Regions from separate parts of the Homo sapiens genome. Here region 1 is linked to region 2. A link is a contact called in ENCODE Hi-C or POLR2A ChIA-PET data. All regions are on one chromosome and are shown on one strand. The core of a region is the stretch at or near the end of the contact, and the rest is flanking DNA. Distances in the headings are between cores, read along the strand shown.

The links. Hi-C counts contacts between places; a loop is a spot of excess contacts on that map. ChIA-PET counts read pairs that join two places held with the same protein, here RNA polymerase II (POLR2A). Pooled maps may share reads with other maps.
Region 1: a map of PC-9 shows a loop between it and region 2 (8-fold over the local background). The contact joins two enhancer-like sites. A Hi-C loop is called at or near these places in 3 of 168 maps with a recorded cell type or tissue (GM12878, PC-9 and left cardiac atrium), 1 of 37 single-sample maps with no recorded cell type and 1 of 50 pooled maps. POLR2A ChIA-PET finds 5 or more read pairs at or near these places in 1 of 52 experiments (AG04450).

Annotation. Positions count from the first base shown.
Region 1 is chr1:115,495,444-115,499,680 of GRCh38, forward strand. No RefSeq gene overlaps it. Among named protein-coding and RNA genes, the nearest start is that of VANGL1, 140 kb to the right of the region's middle. Within about 2 kb of position 1,833, at least 3 of the 41 ENCODE cell types and tissues checked have a DNase peak (open chromatin) inside an H3K27ac peak, as active enhancers do; they include PC-9, where a contact is called at or near this core.
Region 2 is chr1:115,423,360-115,427,991 of GRCh38, forward strand. No RefSeq gene overlaps it. Among named protein-coding and RNA genes, the nearest start is that of NGF, 87 kb to the left of the region's middle. Within about 2 kb of position 3,037, at least 11 of the 41 ENCODE cell types and tissues checked have a DNase peak (open chromatin) inside an H3K27ac peak, as active enhancers do; they include PC-9, where a contact is called at or near this core.

The DNA.
Region 1 (4,237 bases), core at 583-3,082, 71 kb after region 2:
TTACAGGTCTTTGCTCCAAGACAGGGCAGCAAAAGTAGTGTCAAGACTGGAAGTCTTGCAAATCACACCAAGATAAAACAGACCATCTTATTCTTTGTGTAGCCTCTGAACCGGGTCTCTAGAGTCAGGTGGTTGGCAGAAAAGTCTCTGGGATCAGATAGATCTTTGAGTGCTCCCTCTGCCCATTAACGCAATCTTGGGCAAATGACTTAACCTCTCTGAGCCCCAATTTCCTCCTCAGTGAAACAGGAATAAGAAAACCAAATATATAGCAAATGAGTATTCCTAACATCCCAAAGCCTATCAGATGCGCCTGTTTCACATTCTCATGGCGTTTGTACATTCTCGCACACATTTACATGCATAATTTATTTCTGACTCACCCATTAGGCTGAGCTCCTACCCCACCCCACCCAGGGCACTGTGGAAATAGATCTGTTTTGCTCATCATTATAGCCCCAGCGTCTAGCACAGTTCCTGGAGCTTAGTAGGTGCTCATGGACCAAGAGAGTAGCATATAATTCAGCAGCATAGCACAAGACAGACCTGGATGCAGTCGGTGATGGCTGCTATTATTGTCATTATTAGAGAGGTGCTGCTCTCTGAGAATTATTTCCACACCCTCACCTCCCACAATCAGTTCTCCTCGACTGCCTCTTCCTTGCATCTAAGCTCTTCCTATGGGTGACCCAAATGCCCCCAGTAGCAAAGCTAGCCCACTTCCTTTCATTTTTGCCCTGGGACAGATGAGGAGCAGTTTCTACACTTTCAGGGCTTAAAGACCCCATTGAGGTCCTCCCTAAGTCTCTTTCTTTCCAGAGATTAAAAACTTCTCAAATTCTTTTATTCCTTCCTTACAAAACATGTCCCATGCTTCTTCAATTACCCTGTGGTTTCTCTGGAGGTTTTAAGATCAGTAGCCATAAGCTCCCCTCTCCCCAGGTGCCCAGAAACCAAAGGGCCTTCAGCCCACAGGAGATGTGTTATTGGGTTCCCCTAGTTCCCAGCCCAGTCTGATGCTCCTGGCTCTGTCCAGAGGCCACAAGCCCACAGGACACCCCAGCCCGCCTCCAGCTTATTGGAAGTTCTCCTGTGCCCCAACCTGCTCAGTCTGGTCCCCACTTTTAAGGCAGAGTGTCTAGAGTTGTATGAGATCAAATCGGACAATCTTAGAGCCAAAACAGACCAACCTTGCTCCTTGTATAAACTCAGAAACTGAGACCCACAGATGTCAAGTTCATGGGACTAGTTTTGGCAGTGCTGCTTCAGGACTGGAGAGATGGCCTCAACCAGCTGGGACACAGAACAGCCTGGAGGCCCTGCCGCCAGTTCTGCCCTCCCTTCTTGCTTGAACCCATCTCACAGACCCTCTGCCTTTCTGCTTTCTTCTTGGCCTTAACTCACCTGGGCCTCAGTAAGAGGTGAAGACCCCTAAGAGGAAGGGCTCTGACCATCTTCAACCTTGATTTGATGTCTGGTTATGTCCATAGGGCCCTGAGTCTTTGGGGCCCTGGTATGCCCTAAATCCAGTGCCTAGAACAATGTAGAGAGAAGCCTGCCCTCCATAGAGGGCCAGTGATGCTGGCTCTTACATGACAAAGACTGTGGTGCTGGCCCTCTCCCTTTCCCCCTCCCCCAGCCAACCCTCTCCCAGGCCCTCTGACCCCATGCACCCACCCACCCACAGGAGCACATCCACTGTGCCTGTTTCTACCCAAAACAAATCATCAACTCCTTCCTCTCCTAATCAGTCAATAGGCCTGTTGGTTTGAAATAAAAAGAGTTTCACCTTCAGCACTGCCCCCACTCAAAAAAACGTCTAGATCCAGATAAAGATAAATTCCAGTCACTGAAGCATAACAAGTGACTCAGACTCAAGGGGATGGGCAGACACTCCAATCACCCAGGAAATTCCGAGGGTTTAGTTACCTCCCAGGAACTGGACAGAGGCTGGTAAAGTTAATTCTGCTCTATACAGGGCACTCCTAGCCTTTGGACATGGTTCTTATATATGCCTAAGATTTGCAGGAGCCAGTGTGGTGGAGGGATAGGATACCTAACTCGATTTCCCAATACGTTTGACCATTAATATCAGCCAACAGAATCTTCATAACAATGCCGGTGTTCTACCATATTGCAGTATGGTAGGTGTCACCTGAAAAATAAGAGTCTAGATATGAGCACATTACTAGAGTTTCATTCAGTCATTAATAATTAGTCCAGTCTATCATCATATCATATGACCCAAATGTCTCCCAGAACAAGGCCACTCAGGTTTGCAGGCTTCCATTCAGCCTCATCAGGCTCCAAAAAAAAGGAGTGGTCTCCACAGTACATGGCTTCACCCTTTCAGGCACCTGGAATAACTAACCTGAGACAGTACCACCTTTTGCTCCAGTCTTCTCAATATATTAATGTAATATTAGATTTCCCTCATTATATAACCTGTTTATTTATTTCTTTACCCCCATCTACTCCTTCTCTCCACTTACAGCCAAACATTTCCACCTTGGTGAGGGACATTAGGTTAGGCCACTGTGCTGGTCTAGATTGCTGGCAGCAATACTGGTCTAGGAAGTGGTCTTCCTCAGTCCACCAGTCACAGGCTCTGGGGTCCCCAGACCACCCTCTCTTCTGACCAGCTGGTTTCAAATTAAGGGGTTCCCACTACACTCTCAGGTCTGATAATTTGCTAGAACAACTCACTGAACTCAGGAGTTCTACTTACAGTTACACTTTTATTGTAGGAAAAGAATACAAATCAGAGCCGGCCAAAGGGAGAGACATATAGGGCAAGCTCTGTAAGGGTCCTAAACGCAAAGCAGCTGTGTCCCTGGTGGGGAAAATGTACCACTTTCAACCCAGGTTTTCATAGGCAGTGATGTCCACTGCCCCTTCTGGACCAGTGTGTCAGCACCTGGGGCACCGCAGGCCTCTGTACTGCTTAGCTTGACCATCCTTGGTCTCCCGTGTCATTGCTGGCATGTCTCTGACCACCACTGCTGGGCTATACTTGTGAACAGACCCCTGCCCAACCTGGTTACCCTCCATTACTAGGCCATAAAGCACGACCTCCTCATGGTCACTCCTCCAGGCTCTGGTAAATTCCCTGGGGGAGTGGGCAGAGACAGGAGTGGGTGGCCAGCTGGAGGTCGGTGTGAGAGCACACAGCCTTGCTGTTCTCAGGAGCAGCCTCACTCTGCTGAAGCCTCCTTGTCCTTGGGCTCCAGGACCTCAGCATCTTCTTTCCATGTGTTCCATCCTCTAAGATTCTGCCTCAGCCCCTCAAAAGCAGAGATCCCTTTTTCCTCCCTCACCCCTCAGTGCTCACTCTCTGAACATGCCTGGACAGTCTGAACCCCAAGACTGTACAGTATGGCCTTTCCTTCCTCTGGGTCACTCAGCCAGGACTGTGTGCTGGGGACTTAGCCTTGCACATGCACAGATTCCTCATATGTTGGCTCACAATTTGCTGAGATGCCTGATGAATGCTCTCTTAACCCTTGAAGTTATATTTTCCATAAGATGCCCCAAAATATCCTTGCTCAATACAAATGGAAAAATGTGAAGCCAACATCATATTATTCTTGGTTATTTTCAGTTGTGCTTTGATGGAAAAATAAGTTATTTCTTACATTAGGCCTTAACCTACAGCTATTCTGATTACATTTCTGAGAAATGGAGTTTTTAGGGACTCATCTCATGTTTCCTTTTCTTTATCCTTGGGTTAATATAATTACTATATACATTTTATGCTTGCAAGCTATTTATAAGAACTGAAACTTTCTCTAGGAAAAAAACACAAAGGTCTTTATGATTTGGCCCCTGCATACTCTTACAGCCCCATCTTCATTCACACCCCCACCTATCCATCCCTCTACTTTCCCCAAGTTCTTTAATGGGCAGCCTCAGTAGTGCTTCAGAACACAGCGCAGGATAGGATGGGCTCTGGTTTAAATCCTGATTCTGCCTTTAATTGGCCATAGAACATTTGGCAAGTTTCCAAACTTTTGTTTCCTCATCTGAAAAAGTGCAGATAACAGTACCTATCTCACCACAATGAGATACCTCTTCACACACATTAGGATGGCTATTATTTAAAAAAAAAGAAAGAAAAGAAAATAACAAATGTTTGCGAGGATGTGGAGAAATGGAAACTTTTGTGTGTTGCTGGTATGAATGTACACTGCAAGCTACTGTAAAAAACAATATGATGGTTCCTCAAAGAATTAAAAAG
Region 2 (4,632 bases), core at 1,787-4,286:
TGAAAATGCCAGCTCCCTAGTTAGCCCTCTCAGGCGCCACCCCAACAGCAGGTGGGGGAAGCTGGGGCACCTCATTACATCCCAGAGAGGGTGGAAGCCTAGGCTCGCCACTTGATCTTTGCTGGTGTTTTTGGGGTTGAGAATCAGTTTTTCCTCTGCTATTTGACTGGAGCAGAGCAGTTTCTGTCTATAAGCTTTATTGTAGCTTTCTAGGTTGCTCTTTTCCCAGTACTTTGGCTAGAGAGAGCAGGCTTTTGTTGGGTTTTTTTATGTCTGCACCATTGGTGTTCCCCTGTTGCTGGCTTCTCCAGCACCCAGTCTGGGATATGTGAGGCAGAAAGCAAGCCTAGGCAACTCAACTCTGTGTCATTTTTTGGATCATGAGGTCCCTAGTCTGTCTCCCTTTTCTCTCACCCTTTTAGGGTCTTTTTTGTTGTTGTTTTACGCATAATATCCAGGGTTTTTAGTTGGACCAAGCAAGAGGAATGGAGGAAAATACATTTATTCTCTTCCCAGAATCAGAAGTCTGAGTCCAAAATTGTAATGTGACCAGCTTATTGAAGAGGTTGAATCAGAAAGCAAACTTTACATTCCTTTCATTGCTACCCATCAAATAGACCGTCAGATCCCCCTGCCCTGGATGATGTCATTAGCAGATCGTTGTGCTTTTCAGATCAGTTTCATGTGTGAACGTTCTTAATTTTCAGGGATTAAATCCAAACTAAACCAAAACTTCAACTTATCCACTTCAAACGATTATTTTTTCTTTCTGCCCCATCAGGCTTGATCTCAGTTTGGCAACCTGCATAGAGGAGGACTTCACTTTCCTTTCTGTTTTTTTCTGTCTCCCCTCTAGCTCTCTGTCTATCGCTTCTTTTCCCTCCATGGTTGGGATCAAAAGAGGGGAAAATTAAAGGAAAAGAGCAAAGTGTTTTGTTATGGGCTGGAGCTGCTGGAATTAGATGTGAGTGCACTCTGCCTGGAAGGTGCCCAGATGGTGCCTCTCGTTCTCAATTGCAGGTCCTTCTGAGTCCGTGCTCTGGTGGGGACCACAGATACTGCAATCTTTTTTCTGACATGGGCCATGCAGTCTCTGGCTGGCAAACTCTGTCTCCTGGCAAGCCACTGCCTGCACCAAGTGGTTTGTGCTGGGGTTAATTTGCCCCAGCTGGGCAGACATATAGGAAGGATCCTCTCAAGACAATTCAAGACCAATCATCTTCTGCAGTATCTGTGCTAGCCCCAGGAGAAAGCAACCTTGCTCAGTCACTGTTGAAAGAGTAGCTTGCCCAACTTCAGTGCCTTGTTCACTTTTGACTCTAGTAAACGGCACTAGTGGCCTTCTCTCTTTTAGAATTTTCTGGAGGCAATTCAGGCACTGGTGTATTTGCTCTACAAATTCCAAGGGACTCTTCCATCCTGCTCTGCTGTGGCCTTCCAGCAGCACCAGGGCAACAGAATCTCTGTATTGGCTTGAAGAAGGGGCAAGAAAGCACTTTCCCTGAAACCCCATGAGAAGGGAAAAGAAAACTCAGGACACTGTTAAGTCACTTCAAGGAAATCTTTACTCCTCAGCATCCTTGATCAAGCTCTAGCCTTCTTTTATGTATAGGCTAGAGGTGGGACAAGAACCATAGAACTATGGTAGAACCACCTCTTAGCAATATGGATGGCCTGGAAGTTTCTTTAGAAAGTGGAGTTGTCACCTTGGGCGCTCAGGTGTAACTCAGAAAACACAGGTAAAGTCCCATTTAAAATTCTGTCACAGTAAGAATGAAACATCACACTCCAAAACATGCCCGAGTCTATGGCATAGTGGTTTTGAGACACATGTCTGTCTCCCAAATCACATTTATCTTCATGTGTAGTTTGAGTTTTAGGTTGACCCACAGCCCACCCAGTGGCTAAGTCATGGCCTCATTGTAACACATCTTCATGTGCCCTGTGGAGAAGTGCATTTAGCATGGGCTAAATGCAACTGGACAGAGGAAGCAGGACATTAAAGGGAAAGCCATGAGACAGGACAACTGGAAAGTGACTGCACAATTCACAGAAAAGTGAATTGGTGAGAGCCTTCTTCAGCCACAGAAGTTGTGTAAGTCTGTGGGGCAAAAAGATAGAGCCTCACATAGCATTGGGTTCTACAGCCTAAAGCCTTTGTCCCATGCCTACAGCCGTCTTCCTAGGAGTGCCCATGACAAGCCCATGTTCCTGTGTGTATTGTTTCAGCCCTGCTAGTTTTCTTGCTACACATTTCACGGCATCATCCTCAAAATAAAGAATGAGGAATTTGCTTAACATTCCATGTTCTATCGTGGCTGTTCACCACGCCGGTTACTAGAGTCTCCATAAGTGATGCACAGGGATCACCAGGTTTTAACAAGTCTGAATAAATAAAACACATGCAGCCCTAAGATTATAGGGTGTTCACTTGTGTCTTAGGGTCTTGTAGTGTTGAAGGATCATTATTGTGAACACCAATTGCTCTTGGATTGGTAGCTGCAAGGAAGGTCAGCTAATAAATTGTCCAATTAAGAGAATAAACTTTTAAGGAAGCCGAGGACCCCGAGAAATGAGGTGGTTTGCCTAACATCAAGCACTGGGTGTGCAAACCTACAGCTGACGTGACAGCTTCTGGGTTCCCATTCCTTTGCTCTTCCCTCTAGCCAAGGAAAAATAACCACTAACACTGAGGAGACAGCCTCTGAGGTTTAGCTCATGACTGACATGTGGGTCAAGTGTGGGAAACTGAATAGACTCCAACACCATAGCCTGACATTGCTATTCACCCCCTCTACTAAGAACAAACTTCCATCTAGTACGTGACATCTGAAAGGAGGTATCTCACGTTGCCTGCTTGGGTGGCAATTCATTTGGGAATCTCTCGGGGAAAGCACAGAGCAGAGCTGATTTATGGCACCACCACAAGGTATCACCACAAGCATCAGGACCAAGTAGAGGAAGCACCATAGCCCAGCCCGGAGGCCAGCATTCCAGCCTGTGAACAAATCCTGTGGATTGGAATGCTGCTGCTAACCCAATGTGCAGGGACTGCTGGCCCATGTGGAAGCCTCTGACAACAGTTTCCTGTGAGAGACCTGGGCTCTGGGGAGGCCACTTCCTGCTGTGTCACGGTGATGTGACCACGAGGGTGGGAACTGAGCCCAGGAAAACTTCCTTCTGGACAAGGTCGACCCTGGCTTACGCTGAGTGCTTTTCCCTGAGATATCAGGGCTTCTGTCACCCTGTTCAGACCAGCCCCTCTGGCCACTGCCCTGCCAGGATCTATCTTATGGCACTCTTGGGACTCTAGGGCTAAGAACTGACCAGATTTAGAAATTTTGATGACTCAGGTACATGGGAATTTGAAGGTCTCTCAAGCTATCAACAAAGCAAACAAATAAAAAAAAAAACACAAAATTTCTCTTAGAAGACAAAAATGTCAATGGGATTTTTTAGGCAGTAAAATCATGTTGATTTTTCCTCTTTTTATTTTGCTGTATTTTCCAAGCTTTATATTACTTTTATGCTGGAAAAATAAACTTTATTAAGAAAAAAATGCTCACAATAACACCTAATTGATTCAATTTAATTATCCAAGGGACGCCAATAAATATTATCAGAAAAGCTTTATAACTTAGCCGGCCAGGAGGTTGACTACTGGGTGGGACCTTTTATTTCTCTGGGCCATGTTCCTCAGATATTGCCTGTTCACCAAGCCTTTAGTTGTTACCATGTCACAAAACCCCTACGTTTCCTAACAAAGAAATTTTTGCATAGCTTTCTCATCATCACACAAGATGGAAGACAGCCCACCCATGTGATCGTATAAGAAAATCACATGACTTGCATCTGTTCAGAAGGAGCAATGACATAAAGATAGTAGCTGTTTCTTGTGCTTGGCTTCAGTCGCTCTACATAGATCTTTAACCTTTACAACAAGGATTAAGGGGAGGTGATCTAAGGTAAGGGTAATCTACCTTAATTCTTATTGTAAGGATTAAGCTGCTGGGCTTGGATCTTGGCTTGATTATTTTTAAACTCTGCTATTCAGGTAGCTACTTAATTCCTTTAGTCTCAGTTTCATCATCTATAAAATGATGAAAATAGTACTACCTATCTAATACAGTTTTATGAGGATTAAATGAGGAACTCAGGTAAAACACATAGCATGGTACCTGGCTTAAAGTAAGAACTCCATCTCTGGTAATTATCATTATTTTTAAATATATAGTATGGCAGAGTGGGAGAGTAAAATTAAATGTATATAATATGGTCTCTGCCCTGGTGGAATTTATTTGAATTATAAATAGATAAGGCTCTGGCTAACAAGTGCCTACATCCCTAAGTTTTCAGACCAACCCACAGTTGAATGTTCTCTTCCTGCTTAGCTCCTGTGATTGGGATCTTTGAGGGGAGAGTGTTGGAGGACATCACTGGCCAGTCAGGTGGAGGACATCTGATGTCTACCCATGACTGCATACACTACAAATCATGAGGCCCACAAGGTGTGTCAGCTCAGATCGTGGGGTCATCCGTATTTACCCCTTAGAATGGCTTAAGTTATCAGGAAAAACCACAGTCTAATGGAGATGCCCTTTCAAGAAAATTCAAATCTCAAGGTAGATTCTG